Linked DNA regions of Homo sapiens: region 1 is linked to region 2. Evidence: chromatin loops called from intact Hi-C (ENCODE). Cell type or tissue: gastrocnemius medialis. All regions are shown on one strand.

Evidence for each region. Peaks named below come from ENCODE experiments on the same cell type or tissue, not always from the same donor. Only the 100,000 strongest peaks of a DNase experiment are listed, where the experiment ranks them.
Region 1: a loop joins it to region 2, with 2.4 times the contacts of the local background. A loop is called at or near these places in 3 of 110 quality-filtered maps.

Annotation. Positions count from the first base shown.
Region 1 is chr13:40,548,542-40,551,041 of GRCh38, forward strand. No RefSeq gene overlaps it. Among named protein-coding and RNA genes, the nearest start is that of LINC00598, 69 kb to the left of the region's middle. In gastrocnemius medialis, no CTCF peak of the experiment used is centred here; a DNase peak (open chromatin) is centred at 1,090; H3K27ac peaks cover 2,298 bases.
Region 2 is chr13:40,408,171-40,410,670 of GRCh38, forward strand. All of the region lies in intron 6 of LINC00598 (long intergenic non-protein coding RNA 598), which reads right to left. Among named protein-coding and RNA genes, the nearest start is that of LINC00598, 72 kb to the right of the region's middle. In gastrocnemius medialis, no CTCF peak of the experiment used is centred here; DNase peaks (open chromatin) are centred at 1,301 and 1,911; H3K27ac peaks cover 1,408 bases.

The DNA of each region.
Region 1 (2,500 bases), 140 kb after region 2:
TGCCTCCCGAGTTCAAGCAATTCTCCTGCTTCAGCCTCCCGAGTAGCTAGGATTATAGGCATGCACCACCACGCCTGGCTAATTTTCATATTTTTGGTAGAGACGGGGTTTTGCCGTGTTGGCCAGCCTGGTCTGGAACTCCTGACCTCAAGTGATCCGCCTGCCTCTGCCTCCCAAAGTGCTGGGACTACAGGCGTGAGCCACTGTGCCCAACCAATTCAGGGTATGTTTTATCACGACTTCCAATTATTTCTAAACAGAATTGCTTGACCTCAGGAGGTCCTCCTTTTCACCAAGACATTGTTTTGGTAGGTGTAGGGAAATAAAACAGGAAAAACTTTTCTGTCTTGCAAAGGAGAATTAATTATTTTCCTTTCAAAATAATATTTAATTCTAAAATATTTCAAAAATATTTGAATATTTCAAGTGTTTCAAATTAAATTTTTTTTAAAAGTCAGAACATGAAATCCACATACTTTATCCAATCCCATTAGGCTGGGGAGAGATGGAGACACACCCCCATCACACAACCGAGGCAAAAACTACAAATAACACTGCGGTGTCCTTCTCAGATGAGGTGGCTTGAAAACAAATCACATATCTATTTAATTAAGGGTGGCCAGTTGTCTTGTTAAAAAATAAACGAACAAACTCAGAGACTATAACTGTCCCAAGATGAGCACATCCTAGCTGTGTCTATAGACATGCAACACTTTCTGGGGGAAAGTAGATAAACTGGCATTTCAGTCTTGTTAATGGCAATTTTGGAAGTAGGAGCTAAGTGAAAGGGCTGACTCTGTCCCTGGAGCCCAGAGAAAAATCTATATGTAAAGAAAGGATTCTGCAGCCCTGGAGATGGCTGGCTGGAGGGCAGGCCAATGATCCCTTTTAGACATTTCATCATTGCCCATACCTTTCTCTCTTGCCATTGTACTTGCCTCGGTTGAAGTAATAGCAGCTCCAGACTTGTCAAAATACTTGGGGGTTCTTGGTCTGCTTTTAATTTGGTGGAATGTTGGCAGATGTGGGCTGGCTCACCAAAGAAGAATGTCTTTGGCTGTGTCCAGTGGTCAACTGCACTGGCCAGTTGCTTCAGGCTCAGTGGAAGGCTGTTGATGACCCAAAGTCAGGCAGGCCTGGCTCCAAACTTCTTGTTAGGATGGCTACAGGGCTGCCTCAGGAGAATTGTTAGTATTTAGCCAGGGCTAAACACAGCCACAAGGCTATATTTGGGAAAGGAGTCTTAAATGCTTCCAGTTCACCTGTGTAACTACTCTGACACTAGGGGTTGGGGTGGACTTTAATGATAGGGGAAGGCTTTGAGCTGGACTTTGATAAGGAAGGGAGGAGAAAGACATTCCAGATAAACAGACATTCTGGATAAACAGACCTTCCAGCATGCAAAAAGGCTGGAAGCATAAAAGGGAATGGAGTGTGACTGGTGCATATGGTGGAGATGCAAAGGCAAAGGTTGGTTGGGAAGGACCTTGCATGCTGTCTGAGTACCTTCAGGCTGCTATAATAAAATACCATAATCCAGGTGGCTTAGAAACCACAGAAATTTATTTCCCTGTTTTAGAGGCTGGGAAATCCAAGACCAAGGCCTCTCCCTTTCCTGGTTCACAGATGGCACTTTCTAGGAAGAGGTACCTAGAGCTAGGTACCTCTTTTGGGTTTCTTTTGTGAGGGCACTAATCCCATTCATGAGGGCTCCACTCTCATGACCGAATTACCTCCCAAAGGCCCCACCTCCTAACCCCATCACCACAAGGGTCAGGATTTCAACATTTGCAACATTTAAATGGGGCGGTAGAGGTACACAAACATTCAGATGGTAGTATGTGTCATAGATTCAAGTTTATGCTGAGACACCAGGCTAACATTCCTTTAGAAGAATAACCCTCCAGCCTGTGAAAGATTCTTCCAGGGGGCCTCTGAGTCCTCTCACCCACTGGGTGCTCTTGGTATGTCCACTGTGAGGTGAGGGTTCCAGGAAGTAATTAAAAAGCAGTCATTTGTTAATAGGGTGAACATATAATTAATCACCCAAACCTGAACACTTTGAGTAACAAGAGGAACTTAACCATAACTGTGCTGGGACAACATCTTTTCCTAAGCAAATCAGAACATTTGATTGCTCTCATTTTGTGAGCCCTTTCTATATGCCAAGCACTACCATAGGGGGTTAACTCAGGTTATTTAATTTCCACAGTAACCCCAGTATGCAGGTATAATTCCTCCCATCAAAAATGAGTCTAAAAAGCAGAACTGGCATCCTCTGCATTCCTTTTCCAGTTCCAGAATCTTCCTCTTGCACCCTCATGTTAAAAGCTGTATCCATGCTTACAGCATCAGCCTAACCTGCTGTGTGCCCTTCCCAGTCACTGACATCTAGCAGCTACTGGCTCTGCATTTCTCCCCCAAATTAAAGGCACTGGCACTTAAATGTGACTCCTCTCCACCCCAAGTCCCTTGGTTAGCTCTGAAATCTAATTTGCAT
Region 2 (2,500 bases):
AGCTGGGTGTGTTGGCACATGCTTGTGGTCCCAGCTACTTGGGAGGCTGAACAGGGAGGACCACTTGAGCCCAGGAGGCAGAGGATGCAGTGAGCCGTGACTGCGCCACTGCGCTCCAGCCTAGAGGACAGAGTGAGACCCTGTCTCAAAAAAAAGAAAAAGAGAAAGACAAGACACCAGTAAATATTCAAAAGGAGCTAATATTTACTGATTAGCTCCTTTTGAATATTTACTGGTGTCGAGCATTTTATAATAAAATGTCTCACTTAAATATGTTGTTTTTTACTTCTAATCATGTAGATATTTTCATATTTTTGTTCTCATGGAGTTCTAGATCTAGAAACTTTGTGAGACGGTCTGTAAATAGAAATGGGGCGATCCACAGATTGATCAATTGTTCCCCCATCTCCTTTAAAAACATAATTTAAGCCTTGATTCTGTATAAATTATGTTAAAATAAACACAAATATTTATGATAAAAGGAAGAACAGAATAAAATTTCAGTGACACCACTAAATCTAATGGCACATGAGCTATTTAGAATAACGTTTATGAGCATTTTTACAATCGGGAATTATTTTAACATGACTCATTAGGTTGACGGGCTCCTCTTAAGAGGAAGTCACGTTGAATCTATGGATTTTTGAAGTGTTCATCCAGGCCTTGATCAGGCTGTGGGCAGACACCTCAGATCAGAGTCACCCAGGCCAACACCAATTGTTTGGTTGTAGTTTGTTTTGTTTTACACCAGATGGTAAGTGGTTGAGAGCACATCTTGCCCTTGCCGTCTCAAAAATCAACACTTCATTTATAAGAAACAGGACTATTTACACGAGTTTAAAACGGAGTTTCTTTGTGGAAAATCTGTTCTGATCAATTAAAAAATACACTTTGATTCTCACCTGTTTTCTCATCAGCTTCCCCAAGTAGGAGGATGCATTGACTCCATGTTGAGTGTTTATAGCTAATAGCATAGATACCATATTTTAAGCACCTGCCATGTTTTAGATAGTTAGCTCAATTATCCACATTCCTCCCATGTGAGGTAGCATTATTTCCCCTTGTTTTAGAGATGAAGAAACATCTCTAAAAGAGATGAGGCATATCAAGGTTAAGGAACTTGGCCAGAATCACCCAGACAGAAGAAAGCTGTGGAACTAGAATCTCAAACCAGGTCTTCTAGATCCCAGACTTATTGTCAAGCTGAGGTGGGCCAGTACTCATCGGCACAGTCCCAGAACAAAACTCAGGAGATATGAGTCTGTAGCCAGAGTGTGACTTAACTCACAGGGAAAAGACAGGTGTCTGTGTCCCCGCCAAGACTTGCAGCCTGGCTGAGCTGTCTGGGGTTTGCTGGGGCAGAAAGAAGCATTCACCTTCACTACAGAATGAAGTTCATCATAGATTAAAAGAGGTGAGCAGGAATGACCAACTAGGGAGAAGCAATGTTACACTTTGAGCAACTTCATATCTGCTCACCTACCTTTAAGTGCTAGCAGCAGACAAACGGCCACCACTAACAGCACCAGGACTGCTACCATCACTGCCACTGCCAGCACCGTGAAAATGCCAGTGCCACTCAGCTCTGCCACCCCTAGCACCAACTCATTCCCACTCTCCTTTATCTCTTTTGTTCACTGGCTTTTTTGGTCTTTCCCATCCCCTCTTCCTCGACTGTCTCCCACTAACCAACACAAAACCAGGGAGGTTGTTATCACCAGCACAGGAAAAAAGAAATCATTCTGTTTCTTGTTCAACTCCCACTCAGTCCTTGGCAGGATTATAGACCTAAACGAGGATGTTTACTGAATAACTACATTTGTGCATTTCTTTTTTTTTTTTAGACAGAATCTCGCTTTGTCTCCCAGGCTAGAGTGCAGTGGCGCAATCTTGGCTCACTGCAGCCTCTGTCTCCCAAGTTCAAGCAATTCTCCTGTCTCAGCTCCTGAGTATCTGGGACTACAGCCACACGCCACGATCCCCAGCTAATTTTTGTATTTTTAGTAGAGACGGGGTTTCACTATGCTAGTCAGGCTGGTCTCAAATTCCTGACTTCAGGTGATCCACCCACCTCAGCCTCCCGAAGCACTGGGATTACAGGCATGAGCCACCGCGCTCAGCCCATTTGTGCATTTTCGAAAGCTCACTCAATAATCAGATAACACTGGGGTCCAAACTTGAATCTGCCACTTAGGCACCATGTGACATTGGACAAGGTATTTAAAGTCTCTGAACTTTGGGTGCCCTGTCTTGAATAGGGATAAAAGTTCTACATTTTAGGATTCTTGTGATAACAGATGTTGTGGGGAGGGAGAATTTGGCATAGTTCCAAGATAGTTGCATCTGTATCTGAACCTAGAGGCAATCAAGTGTGGGGCAACCTAGCATCTCCTCTCCAGCTGGCCACTCTCAAGTCTAAGTCCCTTCCTGACTGCTGATACCTGGTAATATGGGGACCACTGGCAAGAAAGGGTATGTGAATTGAAAGAACAGGACACGG